Linked DNA regions of Homo sapiens: all the other regions are linked to region 1. Evidence: chromatin contacts called from ENCODE Hi-C data. All regions are on one chromosome and are shown on one strand. The core of a region is the stretch at or near the end of the contact, and the rest is flanking DNA. Distances in the headings are between cores, read along the strand shown. Region 1 holds the start of MCTP2 (multiple C2 and transmembrane domain containing 2). Region 2 holds the start of NR2F2 (nuclear receptor subfamily 2 group F member 2). Region 3 overlaps LOC101927263 (a long non-coding RNA gene). Region 4 holds the start of SLCO3A1 (solute carrier organic anion transporter family member 3A1).

Evidence for each region. Hi-C counts contacts between places; a loop is a spot of excess contacts on that map. Pooled maps may share reads with other maps.
Region 2: a map of PC-9 shows a loop between it and region 1 (28-fold over the local background). The contact joins the promoter of NR2F2 here to the promoter of MCTP2 in region 1. A Hi-C loop is called at or near these places in 1 of 168 maps with a recorded cell type or tissue (PC-9), 2 of 37 single-sample maps with no recorded cell type and 4 of 50 pooled maps.
Region 3: a loop to region 1 is called in a pooled map, with 3 times the contacts of the local background. The contact joins the enhancer-like site here to the promoter of MCTP2 in region 1. A Hi-C loop is called at or near these places in 2 of 37 single-sample maps with no recorded cell type and 2 of 50 pooled maps.
Region 4: a map with no recorded cell type shows a loop between it and region 1 (8-fold over the local background). The contact joins the promoter of SLCO3A1 here to the promoter of MCTP2 in region 1. A Hi-C loop is called at or near these places in 3 of 37 single-sample maps with no recorded cell type and 7 of 50 pooled maps.

What each region holds. Positions count from the first base shown.
Region 1 is chr15:94,230,214-94,232,913 of GRCh38, reverse strand. It overlaps MCTP2 (multiple C2 and transmembrane domain containing 2), which reads right to left and starts at 1,353. Exons shown (of 23, transcript NM_001385001.1): 1 at 1,250-1,353. RefSeq lists a silencer at 1,294-1,423.
Region 2 is chr15:96,329,399-96,332,098 of GRCh38, reverse strand. It overlaps NR2F2 (nuclear receptor subfamily 2 group F member 2), which reads right to left and starts at 1,399. Exons shown (of 3, transcript NM_021005.4): 1 at 1-1,399. RefSeq lists a silencer at 1,507-1,646.
Region 3 is chr15:96,355,966-96,358,665 of GRCh38, reverse strand. The region is part of intron 3 of LOC101927263 (a long non-coding RNA gene); the gene reads right to left. Among named protein-coding and RNA genes, the nearest start is that of SCDAL, 14 kb to the right of the region's middle. RefSeq lists an enhancer at 1-192. Within about 2 kb of position 1,410, at least 28 of the 41 ENCODE cell types and tissues checked have a DNase peak (open chromatin) inside an H3K27ac peak, as active enhancers do.
Region 4 is chr15:91,852,376-91,855,108 of GRCh38, reverse strand. SLCO3A1 (solute carrier organic anion transporter family member 3A1) reads right to left here and starts at 1,401. Exons shown (of 10, transcript NM_013272.4): 1 at 1,021-1,401. The coding sequence starts at 1,200. RefSeq lists silencers at 1,797-1,936, 1,805-1,979.

The sequences.
Region 1 (2,700 bases), core at 104-2,603:
AGACAAAGTGCCTAGCATGGTGCTTGGCACAGAGCTAATTCTTAATAATCTTATTTTAAGCATGGTTTTGACAATTTTTATTGCTTTGGAATGACTGATCAGGCTAATGACAGAGACTCTTCAAAGATTTACATTCTCCCTGCATTTAAATACTTATAACCAGCGATTACACAGGTGCTGCTGAGGCAAAGCGCAGCACCATTGGTCTCGTTCTAAACACCCACCTGTGAGGAATAAGTGCCTTAAGATTCCCCTTTGTATTAATATCAACACCTGTGCTACCCAACAGCACACCAGCCCGGCTCTCAGAGGTCTGCCCGTTAACAGGTGTACAATAAATATTTGTTGAATTGAAATGCTACTGACTCAAGCAAAAAATGAATGCTAATGTAAATTATAATCCATACAAATCCTTCAATAAGTGGTGTCTGAATTCTGTGCGTCCTGAAGCAAGTGTTCTAACGTCTCACGGTTCACTGAGAAGCTGCTTGGTACCTTAAGGGTTCGCACCCTTGTACCTTCCAGACCAAGCTCTTGTAAGCATCTAGAGGAGGCTGAAACCCTCAGTCAGCATCGCACAGAAGTTCATTCAGACTAGAGAAAACCTCTTTTATGGCAACCCAATCATTTAAAAAAAGCCGTCAGCACATTTGCTTAACAAATGGACAGTGCAGGAGGGAACTAATTGCGGAAACTAATCGCCACTCAAGTTCACCACCAACATCACTGTCTTTATTTTTAACTTACTTATCTTCAGTGGGATTGAGACACTGTTTGTTACCTACGCAATTATCCCAAGGATTTCTGCTCCGGTGTCGTTGAGCAAATGTCAGCGCAAAGAATTAAAGTTGAACCTCCGGGTCTCTACGAAGAGAGCGTATTAAAGCCCACCCAGCTGAGGAACTGACCTCTGTGGAAGGAGTCCTGGATGTGGCGGTGACTACCTCCGTAGCGCCCCGGGGAGACTGAATGTGTGGCCTTTAAAATGCAAAGAAATTCTGGGCCAGGCTGCCCTCCCCTAGTGCGCCTTCCAGTACGCCACGCCTGGATTTCTGCCTCCAGTCCTCAGGACACCTTTCTGATCTCTGAACCACAAGCAGCTCCGGGGTAGTAGCGCCACTGAATTCTCATCCTGGACCCTCCAGCTCCCCAACTCCCAGCTTCGGTTGAGAGAAGACGCCCACCCCCAGGCGGCGACCGTGCTGCCCGGCCCACGCGCGCTGCCAGGTGAACCCGGCACCGCCCTCACCTGTGCGAGGCCGCGTTCGGGGGCTGCAAAGCTGGGCAGGCGCGCGCCCCTCACCTGCACCGGACCCGCTGCAGTCGCCACTCGGAAGCGCAGGGAGCAACCCTGACGCGGCGGGGGCGGGGGCATCACCGAGGGCCCCCGGACTTCCTCGGGCCCCCCCACCGCCCTTGCGAGCCCCGCCTAAAGGGGAGGAGGCGGCCGCGCGTCACCTTTGAGCAGCCTCCGACCCAAGCGCCCGCGCTGCCGCCGGGAGCTCGGCCGGGTGTTGCAAGGAGGCGCTATGCTTGGTGCTGGGCACTGGCTGGGCGTAGAGAAGGCGATTACTTGTAACTCATTCGTTTGGGTTGGCTCACAGGAAAAGGAAGGTGTGTCCAAAAAGTCCGAAGTGAGGAAATAGGACGAGGATGGCTTGCAAACTCGTAAAGTCTTAATAAGCTGTCTTCGCTGATACTCAGAAGGGTTCTCTTCGCTCCTGTAGGTCCCTAATAGATTCATGGGAAGACAGCAGCCTCCCTTTGTAACGCCCTGACCCTGGGAAGAGGTACCCGAGCCAGACAGCCTATTAACCTATGCCACGTGTGCGCGACTGTGGGTGGAAGATGCCCGCCCAGATCCACAGAACTGTTTCCTGAGCCTTGGTGCCTCATCTATGAGATAAGGCCGGCGTACTGCTCAGCAAGCCGTCCCGAGTACTCGGCAGAGAACCCTAAAGACCCTCCCGTGCGATTGTTGGCACTCAGCGAATATTTGCTATTTATTTCCCCTTTCCCTTACTTTCTTTTTCTACTTTTTTTTACGCCGCTTTCCTGCTGTAATTGTCTTATTGCACTTTGTTTGCTCGGTTTCACTGCCTGGTCAGTTTCTTTTCCCGTCTATGAACGAGCCTAAGTCTGTGCGCTCTAGGAATTTGGGTGGATTAGGAAAAGAAATGTATGATCCATGCCTTCTGGGAGATCAGGGACTCATCTCTGGGAAATAGCATTTTTAAATTAGATACAAGAGAGTTACAGAAAATAACCTTAAAACGGGAATGGGACCTCTGGGAATAGGCGAGCTCTGAAATGAAGCGTTTAGTTGGTGTCACTGGTGATTAAGAGCTCCGGCTTTGGAGTCAGACCTCAAATCAAATTCTGCCTGGGCAACTAATTGTGTAAATGGACGAGTTCACTTAACCTCTCTAAATTTTAACTTCAACAAACTGGTTGTTTAAATAGCTTAAAATAGCTTAAATAGCTTAAAATAATAGCTATCTCATACTTTCTGAGAAATTAATTAGGTAATTCACATAAAATCCTCATTACAGTGTCCTGGGCCATGGTAACCACTTAATAAAAGTTAGCTATTAACAATACTAAGGTAGGAAATGGGAGGAAGGGGCATAAAAATTTAGAAAACATGAGGACGTGATAGAAAACAGCTGCCACTGTCATGCAATTCCGACTTACAACAAT
Region 2 (2,700 bases), core at 150-2,649, 2.1 Mb before region 1:
GGGGCTGCGTCCGGACTTCCTGCTCCCCTGGCTGCGGGCGGCGGCGGGGCGGCGGCGGCTCCCCGGGTCTCGGGCTCCGGCGCGCCGCCTTTTGTGTGTGCGAGGGTGCAAGAGGGCGCGGGAGGGCGCCCCGGGTGGCTCGGGGGCTGGTTGGTTGAGGTTGGTTAGTTTTTCCTTTTTTGTTTTTGCTTTTGCAAAGTTTTGTCGATGGCTTGTCTGGCCCGGTGTGTTTGTTTTGTTTGTTTCTCTCGGCTCAGCTTTGTTGGTTTCGGGGGGCTTTCCGCCGGGAGGGGAGGGGAAGGGGACAGGAGAGCGAGTGGGAGCAGAACGTGGAGAAAGAGGGAGGGGAGGGAGAGCTGAAGTCGATTGTCTGGCTTCAAGACAGAAGTAGGAGGCAAAAAAAAAAATCTCTCCAAAGATCTCGCTCGCTCTCACTCTCTCCCTCCCTCTCTCGTTCACTCTCGCTCTTAGAGCTGGTGTGCAGCCGAGGAGTTGGCGGAGGAGGAGGAGGAGGAGGAGGAGGAAGAGGAGGTGGTGGTGAAGGAGGAGGTAGAGGAGGAGGAGAGGCGACTGTCCGGGGGCCAAGTCCAGGGCAGCCCACAGTCAGCCATTCAGGAAAGCCATCGAAATCAGGAGGACTAGGAGATCGGAGGCGCCGGGTGCGGGCGCGCCCAGGGAGCCAGGCAGGCCGGGGCGGAGGCCGGCGGCCCGCGGAGTGGCCGGAGCGCTGCCCGGGTCCGGGGGAATCAGCATGAAAGTGGTCCGCGTCGGGCGCTGCGCGGCGTCGTCCTGGCGCTGGGCCGCCGCCGCCGCCGCCTGCCCCGGGCGTCCGGCGCGCGCCTCGCTCTCTCCGGCCGCCGCCGCCCGCAGTCGCTGGGTGGAGGCCGCTCGCCGTTCCCTGCGGGCCGCCCGGGCCGCCGCTGCCGCCGGAGCCGCCGCCGAAGCCGCCGGGTCGGGCCCGGAGCCGCTGCGTCTAGCGCCGCCGCCGCCGCTGAAGTCGCTGCTGCCGCTGCTGCCGCCGCCGGAGCCGCTGCTGCTGCTGCTGCCGCCGCCGCCTCACACACATAGGGAAAGAGTCAACTCGCCGGCGGCGGGGGAGAAATGATAAAAGAGAGAGAGGAGGGCAGATCACCACCTAGAAGCACATCCTTCGTGCGCAGAGGGGGGAGAAAAAGACGGAGAGAAAGAATGAAAGAGGGGAAAAAAGGCAGTACGGCACCCGGAGAAAGGAGGCAACTCGGGGAGAGGAGGAGGAGAAGAAGAAAACACACACGCGCGCACGCACACACACACCGCGGAGAGAAAAGAACAGAGAATCAAAGTGATCAAATATGCTAAAAAGGGGGGCGCGGGAGGGAATGCGATTTATAGGCGCCGGGGCTGGCAGAAGTGGCTTCTCCGCGATCAGCTCACTGAGCTCTCTATATAGTGAACTTTGACACGACTGCTGCAACTTAGCGCACGTTGCCATGGCGACGGCGCGCCTTATAAGGCAGCAGCCGGGGTTGGCCTGGCCAGGCGCGCGCGCGCCGCCCCCTCGCCGTCATTGGCCGGACTGCGGCGGCCCCGCCATGGCGGCCGCGGGCGCAGCCCGGTCCTAGCGCGAGCGGCGTCGCCGGCGCGGCGCGGGGCACGCGGGGGACCGGGGGTTGGGGGGGCGGGGACGGGGTGGCCGCGCCGCCGCCGCCGCCGCCGCCGAGAGGGGGATGGGCCCGTGCTGGCCCTGCGAGCGCTGCCTCTGCTCTCCCCACATCCCGCACCCGAGGTTTCCGCCCCGGCGGGGAGACTAGCGCAGCGCGCACACACAACGTCTCTTAAAGGCTCCGCGAGAGGCTTTGGATGGAATCGGGGAGTTTGCCTCTCGCAACTTGGCGATGTCACGAATTCCGCCGCTCGCGCACCACCCGGGACTCCTGGCGCATCTTAGTACCCACAATGCCAAAGAAAAGTTCCCTGGTTTCTTTGCAGAGGGATAGGGAGTGAGGGTGGGAAGGTGCCACGAACTGAGCTTGTAGGCATTTTCCAAACGAAAGAGTTGGCCAGATCCGGGTGATGGCAAACCCTTCTCTTAATTAACTCTGATCACTTGTTCGGTTTGGTGACATATATATATGACATATATTCTTTTCAGAGGATAAAGGCCGTTCTGTTTCTGTTTATTCCTTGTAGGGTTAACATTTCACAGGTATGTGGCCTGACATTTTAATTGCCCAAATAAAGCATCTCGGATGCTGAGAAGCAGAAATAGACTTCATCTGATTGTCATGATGCAATTAGAATCAATTTTCCTCAACTTTACCCTCTCTCGCTGGTTTTAGCTAACTCTCCAGCCAACATCCTGCCACACACCCAGTCATGGTGAGAGGGGAAAGACCTCTGCCCACTGATGGACAGGAGGAGGCAGCCGCCCAGCCTCCCCTGTGCACACCCTCTGTACACACATGTAAGCGCACATGTATCAGATGCACATTTGTCAATGTACACAGACAAAGACTTCACCGACTATGCTTCTAGGTCATAGAACAGTTGAGTACGGACTTCATTGTTCCTCAAGTTCCTTTTAAGCATTCATATAGTCATTAAAACGCACCCAGAGATTCTGCCCCAAATGGGAAATAATACTAGTACAGGTCACAAGAACCAAACCCAAGCCATATTCTACCTCAAGAAGTCACTGCAAAAAGAACAACTTCATAGCCT
Region 3 (2,700 bases), core at 161-2,660, 2.1 Mb before region 1:
CAGACCAACTCCAGGGTCGACAGCCGGCAAAGCAAATGCTGGCGGTTAGGTGCTCAAATAACATTCTTCATTCCTCTTTTTCAAAGTTGATTTATAGCAATCGACAGGTTAAAGCCTCATCTGACTTCATTACTTTTAAAAGCTGTCTATTTCACAACTGTCACTTTTCATCACTTAGCTCAAATAAATACTTGAAGAAATGAATTGGAAGAGACTTTCAGATCATGTTTATAATTCTTGGTCGCCGCGTTAACATTCCTAATGACCTGACCCTCTGAGTTTCTGCAGACTTCTAAATTGGGCCGAAAATTCCTCCTTATATACTAGAAAACTTCAAGGAAGGTGAGGTGGCCGGAAATGCGACTCAAGGGAGAAGTGCAGCGGCTGCATGTGGAAGGCAGGGTGTTGTCGCAGCAAAGCATCCCAGCAGCTGCGAGGGCCCAGGCCCGAGACCCAGGGCCACAGAGAGGGGGACAGCTCACGGGTCAGGGGATTCACATGGAACCAGCTGCTGACAGGAGGGCCCCAGCCTAGCAGCCGCGCCGCCCGCCCGCGTTCCTCGGGTCCCGCCGACCAGGCTGCAAAACCACGAGAAAATTCATGCCAGAAGGAAACGCTGTTCATTGGGACTATTACTATTATTCTATCACTGTTTCAAAAATGATTTTAAAGGGCCCCTACGACCGCAGATGAGGAGTGGCAGAGTGAGAGCCATTTTCTCCCAGTCATCTTCGACTCAGAGCTTGTGAGACACCCAGAAAGAGCAGAAGCATGGAAACGAAATCGTACGCACTGAAGTCCGTTCAATAAATTGAAATAGTTTCTCCAATTTTGCTACCATTTGCCCAAGCCTTCTAGTATTACCAGCCGGTGGTAATACTTTCACTTTCTCTCTCTCTCTCCCTCTCTCTTTCAAGCTCTCTCTCTCTCTCTCTCTCTCACACACACACACACACACACACACACACACACAACCAGTTCTAAGAAATAGGAGGAAAAATACAGAAAAAAAAAAGCGAAAGGAGAGGTAAGAAAAAAAAACTACAGAAAATAAAAGGAAAAGGAAGGGAAGAAAAAGGAAATGAGAGAAAAGAAGAAAGCAAAGGAAAACCCAAAAACTATATATCTTTTCTTTTTTAGTTTGGGGGACAACGATAGAACACATATTTTCCTTATTTTTTTCTTTGAAAAAGAACAACAAGAACAACAAAAAACCCTAAGCTGCGTCTCTGAGCTTGTGGTGGATTGGGCGCTTGCTCGGTGTGCCTGGGCCGAGGCTGACTCCAGCGCGCCGCTCGCCGTGCCTGGGGACCTGCAGCCCCAGCCTCCGCCCCGCCCGGGAATTTCGAAGATTTCCCCCGAGCGGCGGCGCGCGGAGTGTGCTCCGGAACTCGCCATCACAGCGCTCCCCGCCGCCGCCAGCCTTCCCCAGTCGTGGCCTCAGGCCTTCGCCCACCCTGCGGACCGCTCCGCCTAGGTGGGTCTGAGCGCTCCCGATTTTCCGCTCAGAGGCTTTAGGAACCCCGAGTTAACATTGCTCGGTGGCCGCTGCCTCGCTGCGTGGACGCGGCGGCGGATGCGCTCGGTGGCGAAAACCCGGGCGCGCTGCCGTACCTTGGAGCGCCACCTCGCTGCAGAAACTGGAATGACGCCGCCAAGCCTCCCAGCCTGCGGCAGCCTAATTGTACGTCACCCGGACTTTTTCCGTAATCGAAACCCTCAGAGAAGCCGCAACGCACAGGTCTTCTGACGGGTTAAAAACCATTATCTGTGACCGACAGATCCCACAGTGGCTGCATTGGGATGAAGGGAAAATAACAGAAGAAGGAGAAAAATATATAGGCACAATTTCACCAAGTCTAAAGTAGTCACTCAAGCTGGGGAGCTGCTTTCCTAGAAAGGAGAAGATAAATGAGACGTGGTCTTTAGGAAGCCACTAGTTCGGGCCCCGTGTATTTCCGGCCATTCAGCTGCGGCCAGTGCAGATGTCTCCCATGAGGTGGTGCCTATAAAGTCATCCCTTCCCAATTATGATTTCCACCAAAATTCATTTATTCTGGTCAGTCCAGCATTAGAGGGGTTCTGCAGTGCCAGTCTCCAGCCTACTGGGACACTGTACCCACAGCTTTTGGCTTTGCTGACTAAATAACCACAAAATATAGCCCCCAACACGTACACCTGTCCGCCGGTGAAAGTAGCAACTGGCAAGAATTGCAAATTACACAGCCTCTCTTTCCAAGGTGCAACTGGGCATTTGACACTATTTTATCCAGTTGATAACTTAACAGGTTTGCCGCAATCTTATATCCACACGACCATAAAATATACAGAAAATTTAACCCACTTATATGGTGAGCCTTTGCTTCAATGTGTCTTCAAAGTGCACCATCCCAGAGATGGGTGTTATAAGTTAAAACAAATGTTACATGCCAAACATGGTTTTAAAAATACAGCATCTCTGTCATGGTCCAGTGAGGATTTGTGTGGTTTCTTTGTTTTGAAGGGAGGTACAGAACCTTTATTTAATGTAGTTTTTATTACAAAGTTCAAATCCTTTTTTTTAAAAGGAGCTCTGTGGATCCTACAAATAATGGGAGCTGAACTGGGGACTATAGGGTGGAGATAGAGTTTATCTGGTGTTGTATAAGCCCCTGTATTTCCCTGCCTGAGCAATCCCAACATAGAGATCGCTTCTTGAAA
Region 4 (2,733 bases), core at 152-2,651, 2.4 Mb after region 1:
CTCAAAGTCTATGACATTTGATTCCAGTTGCGGGTCAATAGCCAAGTAATGATTTAACACTATAAACTCTCAAAAAAAATTTCCCGTTTAGACAGGACTGTACTTAGGTGTGGAAGCACGCTCTCTGGAACTCAAGTTGCGACCACCTGAGCAGAGGAGGCGAAAGCGACAAAGTAGGTACCTGACAGTGCTGAGTCATTACAAGCTGTTTCCTCTGAAATGTTACGCACCCATGGGCCCTCTGAGCATTAACATCCCCTTTCTGGAGGCAAATAAAATACATATTCATTGTGGAAAATGGTGCAACCTTCTGTAGGCGACAGACCACGATGGGGAATTTAGCACTAAGAGTGGATAGCAGGAACTACACAAACTCGCAGCTGCTCTCTAGGTACCGTAACTTTATCCCAGACGCTCAAAGAGGGCTATAGGGATACCGGGTGGCAATATTCCCCCTGCAGCCCCGGCTCAGGCCAGGGCCACACTAGGGCGCATTTCACTCTAAGCTGTTATATCCCCCTGTAATTGGCGGATGTAGAAAGCGCCCGGAGAAAATGATGCATAATAGATTTGTTCTCGAGGAGGATGCAATGGAGAGTAGAGGACGCAGGATGCTAACTGGTTTTTCTTCCCATGTGCAGGTCACCTGAAAACCCCGACGCTTTTTCGTTCCTCTCCAAGGAGAACCCTGAACTCACCGTCTCGCTCCGCTCTTATGGGGGGAGAGGAATAGTTTCACGCCCACCTGCCCGCCGCCTCTCCTCCCCCGGCACCCCCTGCCCCAGCCGGACGCGCGCGAGCTGCTACCGGCATCAACGGTCCCGCCCGCTACCCGCTCGCTGGCAGCCCCGGCCGGCAGCTCCCCCGGCGGCCGCCTCTGCACCACTCGCCAACCTCCACGCCGGGCCGAGGTCATGCCCGCCTGCCCCCAGCGCCGGGCGGCCCCCTCGTCGGGCCAGGCGGCCGCTCGAGAGCCGGGCTGGGGAAGGGGCCCGCGGCGGAGTTGGCTCGGGGACTCACCAGGTAGGCGCCCACCGTGCCCTGCGCCAGCATCAGGGCGCACTCGGACACCAGGAAGATCTTGATGTTGGAAAAGCAGGACACCTTCTTTTTCTTTTTCTTGTTCCTCTGCGCCTCGTCCCCCTGCAGCTCGCCGCTCCGGCCGCCGCCCGACGAACCGCCCGGCTTCTTCCCCTGCATCCTTCCCCCGCCGCCGCCGCCGCCGCCGCCGCTGCCGCTTTCCCGCTCGCCCCGGGTGTCGGGGCCGCTGCCGGGCGGGGGTGCGCGCCTCGAGGCTGCGTGCTGTCCCCGCCCCGGGTTCGCGGCGGCCGCCCCCGTCCTGCCGGGGCTGGAGAGGTGGAAGGCACAGCTCCTCGCCGCCGCCGCCGCCGCCGCGATCGCCCCTTCCTCCTCCTCCTCCCCCGCCTCCGCCCTCCCCTGGCCTCCTCCTCCGGCTCCGGCTGTGCCAATCACAGGGGCTCGTCGCGCCGCCCGCCGCCGCCGCTGCCTCGCCTCCCGCGGCCGCCCGCCGCTGCCATCGCCCGGTTCCCCTTGCCCGCCGGCCGCGCCTGCTCTCACCCCCTCAGCCCCAGCCCCAAGGCCTGGGCCTGGGCCGCCGCTGCGCGCCCTCGCCGAGCCGCTCCTCGCTGCCGGTGCGCCCCCGGGGAGGCACGGGAGGCGGGCTTGGGATGCGGAGGGCGGCCCGGCGGCCGAGGCTGGGAGGGTCCGGCTGCCGGGAGAACTGGGGAGACCCGGAGTCCTTGCGGAGTAAGGGGGGTGCCCCTGAGGGCGGGAGGCGGCGCCCGGCCCCTAGGTGGCGCTGCGGGGCACGGGGCCCCGCGGCGGAGACTGGCGGCTCTGCGCCGGGCGCGGAGATGGGGTGCGGAGGCGCCCCCGCGGGGCTGGGACCCGGCGCTCGGGAACCCGGGTGCCCAGGCCTCAGAGGGCAGGCTGTTCCCAGGAAGGGAGAATACTGAGTACCCAGGAAGGGCTTGGCGCGCGCTCTTCTCCGCCCGGGGATTTCTGGGGACAGATGTTGTGCTCTGGGTCTTGGGGAGGTGCCAGAGGTCAGAGCTGCTTGAGGCTTCTGCCGCCTGCCGGTTTCTGCCCCAGCTGTCCCCGGCCACAGGGGGTGTTGAAAAGGCCCCAGACCGAAAGGACAGAAAGGGGAAGTTAGAGGAATACGTCGGGAGCCCCACGGACCGTTAGTGCCCCAGCCTCGGTGTCCAGGCGCTGCAAGATCGCCGCGGCCCCAGCAGAGGGCCTTCTCCGGCCCTTCATCCGCCCAGGGCCCCGCTGCTGGAGCGCTCAGCAAGCGGCCAGCCGCAGGCCTGCTGGGTCCCCACCCGTCCCCTGGCTCTGTGGCCCTGGCCACCATCCTCGGCCTTGACCTGAATGCCTGGCCCATGGCAGCCGCTCCTAATTACTCCCCACTCTCACCGTTACCAAGGAGTGTGGGCCACAGGGCACTACCAATAGGATCTGCTAGTTCTCAACTGCAGCGTTTGGAAGCTGAGAGAAAAGCTCAGAGGGCTGGACAGGTACCAGGAAACAGCACCTTCCACCTGGGCCATTGGGGGACTCAAGGAATCATTTAAAACGGTTTCCTTAATAATTGTGTCAAAGAAAATGACCCACTCTCCCAAGCGCCTGTGTCCAAATGCAGGCTCAACTTCAAAACTGAATAGCAATGAACCCGACCATATTTTTCCTTTCTCCCGAAGAACTTGAATG